Linked DNA regions of Homo sapiens: region 2 is linked to region 1. Evidence: read pairs that join two places in POLR2A ChIA-PET (ENCODE). Cell type or tissue: Panc1. All regions are shown on one strand.

Evidence for each region. ChIA-PET counts read pairs that join two places held together with the same protein. Peaks named below come from ENCODE experiments on the same cell type or tissue, not always from the same donor. Only the 100,000 strongest peaks of a DNase experiment are listed, where the experiment ranks them.
Region 2: POLR2A ChIA-PET joins it to region 1 with 6 read pairs; 2 of 35 experiments call an interaction of 5 or more read pairs at or near these places.

What each region holds. Positions count from the first base shown.
Region 1 is chr2:110,833,180-110,837,179 of GRCh38, forward strand. The region is part of intron 9 of ACOXL (acyl-CoA oxidase like); the gene reads left to right. Among named protein-coding and RNA genes, the nearest start is that of ACOXL, 100 kb to the left of the region's middle. RefSeq lists an enhancer at 3,376-4,000. In Panc1, no CTCF peak of the experiment used is centred here; no DNase peak of the experiment used is centred here; H3K27me3 peaks cover 341 bases.
Region 2 is chr2:111,185,469-111,189,468 of GRCh38, forward strand. No RefSeq gene overlaps it. Among named protein-coding and RNA genes, the nearest start is that of BCL2L11, 67 kb to the left of the region's middle. In Panc1, no CTCF peak of the experiment used is centred here; no DNase peak of the experiment used is centred here; H3K27ac peaks cover 1,483 bases.

The DNA.
Region 1 (4,000 bases):
AACAGGTGAAAGGTTGAAAGATGCACTGTGGTGCATCTATACCATGGAACACTGCTCAGCAATACGAAGGAATAAACTATTGATACACACTGCAACCTCGATGAATCTCTAGACAATTATTCTAAGAAAGTCCAATCCTAAAGGTTACATCCTGCATGGTTACATTTACATAACATTCCTGAAATGACAAAATTATGGAAACGGAGAGCAGATTAGCGGCTGCCAGGGGCTAAGGAGTGGGCTGGGGAGGCAGGAAAGTAGGTGTGGCTACACACGGTCACCATGAGGGATGCTTGCGGGGATGGAGATGTCCTGTGGCTTGACTCTATCAGGGGAGTATCCTGCTTGTGATATTGTGCTAAGTTTGTGAGCTCTTACCATTGTGAGATACTGGATAAAGGGTACCCGGGATCTCTCTGTATTACTTCTCCATATAATTTCTTAGACCTGCATGCGAATCTACAATTATCTCAAAATAAACAGCCTGATTTAAAAAAACTGTTTATTTTCCCTGCAACAGATCTCCTGCACTCTTTTTAGCAGTTGCTGTTGTATTTCATGGACTGCCTCATGTACTTGGGTGGAGGATTTTTTTTACTTGTTTTGTGAATTTTTGGAGGGTAAGAATTTGATCGAGGAAAAGGTAGCTGAAAGCTAAGGAGAAAAAGTGTTTTCCTGTCTTTCTTTGAATACCTTTAAACTCTCTGTGGTCTTACATTGAAAAGCGATGTCTTGGGTTTTGACTCTTGACTGTGACAGGGCCTGGGGGTGAGAGGGGTCCACAAGCTGAGATGAGGTCTCTGAGCTGCTGTGACAGCCCATCAATGGGCTTGCACTTTCCTGTATTTAATGTCCCCAAATCCACCTTGGAAATACCCTAACGTTTTTGTTAACTGACCATGTTTGCGGGTGTCACATTTTTTTCCCTCTTAGTCCTTTCATGGTTCCTTTTCTTCTCTTTGTCCTCTTCCTCCTCTTCTGGCTGATTCTCCTCTGACTTAATAATCAATAGTGGTATTTAACACGTAATAAGAATCACTTAAGTGATTATTTACCACTGAATGTTCCAGAGTGTGAGGTGTTCTGGGATGTAAGGGATGCACAGAATCCACAGCCATTGTCATGATAATTTCTTTTAAGGGACTTCAGCTTTCTAGGAAAACACCGTGTGTGGTTTATTCATATTATCCGTTAGCCAACCCTTCATTATCAAGAGAAGCAAAGGAACTAGAGTGCATAATTCTTTTGTTTGAAACGTAAGCCTAAGAAAAATGTATTCATTGACAAGCTGTAAACAGCAGAGAGGAACTACCTGGAGTGAATTCAGCGGTTCCGGAGTCTTGGTTAGCAGCCCTGGGTGTGGGGCACACACACACAAGTAAGCAGCTCTGTCCTGCCATAGTCCCAGTTCACTGTGACAGATGATAGTCACTTAATAGAAATGACAAAGGTGACAGCCAATGTTCCTAAAGCCCATAACCATTGCCAGGTTCTTGCTCGAGAGCTTCCTGCCTGCTCTCTCCTGGTTTGAGTTCCCTCTCTGGAGAGGAGGTTGAGAGCAGAGGTGGTTCTCTGACCACCAAAGTCCCCAGCTTATGGGACTCCATCCCTGAAAAACACCCAGCAGAAGGGACCCAAGGTGATGTTGCTGCAGAGATGGCAACTCAGGACTCACAACTTTTCAAGTCTGGGTAAATGAGAGACAAAGCAAGTCCTTGTGAAGTGATCTCCATGCTTTTCAAGCAGGGTTGTAACTTTCAGTCCAAAAGGTAGTGCCTGGGTCAGGCTCTTTGTGGGGAGCAGTGAGGAATGGCAGCATAATGGGTCTTAGATTTTCAGTCATTTGGGGCCTAAAGAGTTAAAAGCCACCTGTTTCCTTAGGTTAAACAAGCACCGCCTAGGTTTCAATGTTAGTTCTGTGTTGATTTCCATTGATTTAACAACTTGTCTTTTACATCAGCTTTTGAAAATTTCAGATATGAATTACTGGGTTTCCAGCAAATCTGGAAAGAGCCTACATATTATATTTATCTCTTCCTTTTTATTTTTAACTTAAGTGTGGCTTTTTCTTTAATTTCTTTAGGTTTTTTTTTTAAATTTAATTCCAAGGGATCAAGGAATGGTAACATCATAAAGTAAGCTCCATAGTGAACATAAGTTGCTGCTTTTCCTCCTCTTCCCTGTCTTGTTGTATTTTTCCTCTTTTGGTGGAATGACAGAAAGGAACACAGAAAGGGGAGGGTGCTGCAGCCTGGTGAGGCTCCAAGGCTTGCCCTTGGCCTTGAGGAAGCTGGCTGCATCCTTGCTTGTCAGCAGCACTGTGCATCTAAGCAGAGTGCAGACACCTCTCCCTGCTGGTCTCCCGTGAGCACCAGGAGGCCTCATCTCCTCCAGACCTGCCAGTGGGCCTGAACTCGTGGTGATCATCATGGTGCCTGAAGCTGAGTATAGAACATTGAAATGACATTAAGAGGACATAAAATGTGAAAGGCTTCACTTTGGGCTGCGTCATCATTATCTGGCAGCTAATAAAAGCTTTGTCAGTACCACGCAGGTTGCTCAGTTCTTTCTGTACATCATCTCATTCAGTGCCTCTCAAACTTGACGCTTGTAGAACCAGCTGAAATGCCCAAGTTTGTGACTCAGTAGGTCTGGGTTTGGGCCTGATAATTTGCATTTCTCACAAGTTCCCAGGGGAGACTGATACTGCTGGTCCTCGTTTTTGAGGTCAAAGTTAATCGGCCTAAAACAACCCTGTGGAGTAGGTAACATTATCCTCATTTCACAATGAAGAAACAGGCTGGAAAGGTCGGGGTTTGGCCACAAAGCTCACTGTTACTTCCACCAGCATCTCTAAGCATCATTAGCTTATCAGCAGAAGTAGCAAGTACCTAAGAAAGTTGTAGAAGACATCCGTGGCAGAGACCCAGTGAGCTGTGGTGGGTGTGATAGGGTTTGAGAGTCAGGCCCATGGAATCAGTAAGATCTGGGGTGGTGCCTGGGGACGACCAGCCCTGGAGGGGGCTGTTGGGGGTAGTGTGCTGGTCTTGCTTGTTATCATGAGAGAGCGGTGCTAGAAGGAGACCTGGGAAGGGGTTACAGAAATCTGTCCTGTGGATCACTTTCTTCCAGTCCTCATGTCCTTGCTGCCAGCATCTCATGACCCTGTTTGAGTGGTATTCTGTGTGTCCATGGCTCTCTTTGAGTGGTATTCTGTGCCTGCCTGGCCCTGTTTGAGTGGTATTCTGTGTGTCCATGGCTCTCTTTGAGTGGTATTCTGTGCCTGCCTGGCCCTGTTTGGTATTCTGTGCATGCCAAGGCCCTGTTTGAGTGGTATTATGTGGGTGCCGTGGCCCTGTCTGAGTGGTATTCTGTGGGTGCCATGGCCCTGTTTGCATGGTATTCTGCCCATGTCATGCCTCTTCTTCCCTTCACGTTTCTTTTTCCATATTTTCTGTGAAAAGGGGACAGGAACAGTAAAACCATACAGAAGAAAAACAAATACCAATTTCTTTTAGTGTTTGTTTTGTGATGTACAATTCTTTAGGCCTTTGAAATGAAAAAAGGAAAAGTAAAGAAAAAGCTTCCCACAAGTATGGGAAAGGGAGGGAAGCCTTGGAAGAAATAGGCAGGCTCTTTCCAGATTTGTCGCCTATGCGTAGATTCAGATCTGCAGACCCGGGTATAAGCTTGGCAGCAGGCAGGGTGCAAGGCAGGTTGCAGGCGGGCGGCCTCCTCGCCAAATCCTGTTGACATGTTTTGTTTGGCTTGAATCGTATTTGAAAAATATTCAAATTAGTTTAAAACGTGGAAATTTTCATAATAAAAAACCCCATTATCCAGCTTTTGTTGAAGAATTGGGAGTGCTGGCATCAGGCTGCTGGTGGGTTGGTGGCCTCCTCTGTGAAAAGACCTGGCTCCTAGGTCATGGCCCCTCCAGCATGGGACAGGGGCCCTGGAGTGTGCCACTGTCCCAGGCCTAGAAAGTTCTGGACTTGGA
Region 2 (4,000 bases), 350 kb after region 1:
TGTGAACGCTGAGCACTTCTCAAAGGCCAAGCACTGAGTTCAATGCTCTCTCAGATCATTGGATTAATTATTGTCACAAATTAGCTGGTGGAAGCTCCACTGTTCAGGGGATTTCACAGAGGAGGACTCTAAGGTTTAACAACTGACCCGAGGCACTTGGCTGGTGGGCAGTGTCTCTGGGCACCTCCCTAGCTGACTCTCCTATGCCACCTGCCTCGTGACCGGGCACATGGCCGAAGGGGTGAGTGGGTGCCAAAGGTCGACCTTGAAGCGTGTCACCCGCTCCCTGGGGAACTAAGTGTTCTGTGTGGGGGCTGAAGTGCAGAGATAATAGTGGAATTTACCTCTCAAGACTGCAGGGCTAAGTGTGACTTTTGTTTGATAAGCTTGGGTTTTATGTCTTTAGGAGCAAACAAACAAACCATAAAGTGGCAGTCTGTTGGAGTGAGTCCCAGCTGAGCTTGCAGGAAGGGAGAGGCTCTGGGCTCTGCCCCTGGGGAAGAGCGAGAGAGGCAGGCACAGTGCGGGTGGGGGAGACTCATAGAGCTTCCCTTTCCTCATGTGAAAAGTAAATCGGATTCTATGGTAATAACCCAAAGCTCACTTAAAAGGCTCATTAATGAGGAAAACAATAGCAGTAAGAACAATGGCTATATTACACTGATGCCGTGTGCCAGACAAGATACTGAGAACTTTCTATGTATCATCTTTTTGAATTACCCCATTTTAGATATGAGGAAAGTGGGGATTAGGCATTTAAAATGTGCCCAAGCTCATACAGTCAGTGAGTGACAGAGCTAGGTTAGAAGCCCAGCAAGACGTCCAGGCCCCACGCCCAGCCACTAAGCTTTACTGTGGAATGTTGACAGTGATGATGTAAGAGGGGGTGGCGCGGATAAAGATGGCCATGATGATGATGATCATGACTCCAAACTCTTTGCTAGTTACTCCATTCTTAGCCTCTTCTAGAAGTGCAAGCCTCCCCTGGCTGCCCAGCCATAGGGGATAAGTAGCTTTGCTTGTAGGGAAGAGGTACCAGGTGAGCATGAGCACTCCTTTACCTGTTCAGTTCCATTTCCAGGGAACACTGTGCAGCGCCAGCCTGGGAGGCCACCCGTGCAGACGTGCTGAAGGAAGACACTTCCCAGGGCCGTGTTGATGCAAACTCTGTGGAGCACAGCTCCCCGTGCCCTGAGGTGTTTTCCTGGCTCTAGGCTCTGGCCAGCCCTTTTCCCTCCAACCTAGCATGGTTCCCTCTGCTTCATCTCATCTGCCCAGCCTGGAACGCGCTGCCTTGACTTTTCCACGTGCTTAAAGCCTACTCATCCATTAGGGCCCAGCTCAAGAACATGTGGTTGGTTGCTTTGTTCTTCCATTCGTTCATTCATCCATTCGTATTTTTCGATCATGTTTACGAATCTCCTGCAATGTGTCAAGTATGTGTGGTGTAGAGGGATGAGCATGGGTTGGGGGTGCCAGGCATAGGTTCGATCCTGTCCCTTCTCAGCCATGTGACTGAGCAAGTTGCTCCCTGAGCTTCAGTTTTCCCATCTTTAAAATGTGGATTATCAGTGAGACTCTGTGAGCCCAGAGAACCATAAGCACTAACTTTCCCCTACAAGTCCCCTCTGTCACCCCCTCTCACACCCTCTCTGCATCGCTAGCTCCCCCTGGCCACTGTTCGAGTGGGAGCACGCTAATTCAGCAAGTCAATCAATGGTCACAAGGAAGATGCCAGGGCCGAGGGCTGGTCTTCTCTTAACTGTAGCATTAAGACCATGACTAGATTCAAGGCAAAGTCTCAACAAGAGCTGGTTGGCTCCCCAGGCCACTGTGCAGTTCCGTGGAACACAGGCCTTCCTGGGTGTCCAGATCAGAGTCAGGGGAGGTATGCAGGCCTTCAGGTCTTAAGGGCCATCCTGCTGAAGACTTGTCAAGAGAAGGGAGCACAGCTCCCTCCTGCTCCCATCTGAGCCAGCCTAGGCAGGGCCAGCACTTGGTGATGATGACATGTCCCAGTCAGGTGCCTGACTGGTGAGGGTGCCTGGTCTCCCTCTATGTTCCAGTAGAGACTCCATGTTCATCCTGATGGAGGCCGGCCCTCTGAGGGGAGGGGAGGCCACCTTGAAGGCCCTGCCCTTGGCCTGGCAGAGCCTTTTCCTCCTTAGGGGCTGACTCAACCTCATGAGGATGGACGAGCTTCTCAGGAAGGGACCCCAACCACCAAGACTGAAACCCTCCTTTCTCCCGTATTGGCAGTCATTCTCGTTTACATTGGATGCAGTGGTCACCCATTGCCCAGTCTTTCTAATGTGCCTGGCCTCTTCTCTGTCTTAGCCATGCAGGACAAATGCAAAGGGCAGCTAAGAACCTAATTTAAAAAGCCCGCAGGCAAAAGGGCACTGGGTCGAGACACCAATGCCTGGTCCCTCTGGGGATGCACTTACATCATCTGAGAATTTCTTCCCAAATGAGAGAGGAAGAGACAGAGCTACAAAGGAAGAGAGGAAGAAAAAGGAAAGCTCATGACAGGGAGAGACTGAGAAAGGGACAAAGTAGGCCCTGTGGGTGCAGCCCAAACCGGCCCACATGGGCTTTGATGACAGAGCCGAGGATTTGCCTTTTGCTCAGAGGAAGGGAGGGGGCTTCAGGGCGGCTCTGGGGCTGCAGAGTCAGAGCCCAAGCCCCTAGCAGGTCCCCCAGCCCGGGAGGCAGAGTGTGCAGCCAGGGCAGCCTCTGGACACCATCAAATTGCACACAAAAACCTGGGGCCTCCATGGGAACTGCAGATTATACAGAGTGAGTGGGGAGGAGGGCAGGGGATTGAAATTTTATTCTTTCTTCCTCCTTCCTTGAAAATTCCGATCACTAAAAGTAAAAACATACACACACATACTCACTCACACACTCACTCACCCATGCACATACCATCTTCAACGCCTGGGCTATTCCATCTTTGCCAAAAAGAACCAAGATGTTATCTGTGAGGTATGTCTGCATGAGCTTAGACAAGACCAAACCTACATCCTCTCTCCTTGCAAAAAAAAAAAAATGCATTTACTTTTCTTCCAAATCCAACAAAAATAAATTTAAAATGTTAGAAATAGTTACTGAGCTTCTAGAAATTGTTATAGTACCGAAAGTGAGGAAATTAATTGTTACCTGGCCCAGGCACTTCACTTTCGCCTAAGCCCCAAATAAAATGGATTTTTCCTCTTCTAGTGATCTATTGATGTATAATGAGCCATCTACAACTTAGTAGCTTAAACCATAGCACCAATCCTTTTTTATTAGCTCTCATAGTTCTGGTGGCTGACTGAGCTCAGAAGGGCCACTCACGGTCCTTTTTGTAGATGCGGTCAGGCTAGGCTGGAGTCACCTGAAGGCTTCTGGACTGACAGGGATGGTGGTGGATGGTGGTTGACGTTGTCTGTTGGTGGGATCTCAGCTGGTGCTGTTGGCTGGAACACCTCTATATGGTCTCTCCATGTGGCCTGAGCTACCCCACAGCATGGTGTCTGGGTTCCAAATGGGAGTGTCCCAATAAGACCAGGAGGAAGCTGCATTGCCTTTCATAACCTGGCTTCAGAAGTCACAGAATGTCACTTCTGCCATAGTTGCAGGTCCACCCAGATTCAAGGATGGACAATAAACCCCACCTCTTTTTGGGAGGAGTGAGAAGACCATTTGGGATAGGAGATCTTATTGCAGTCATCTTGGCTAATGCATTTTCTCCATGTTTTTAAGTATGGAGGTGGTATTCTTTTTAAAAATTATCGTCCTCGTTATCACCATTGCACCAATGTACATGGGTCATGGGCTCCCCAGGCCAGCCCTACCCTTTGCAAACCTGTTCAGACTTCCAGCTCACTAACTTCTCCCCCTCCAGCCCAGGCCCCAGGGCATTCAACCCAGATCTCAGAGGCCTGTGCCCTCCTGCCTTGGGTCCCACAGTGCAGGCCTCCAATATTGTCACTGTTGTCCTCATTCCACTCTTCCA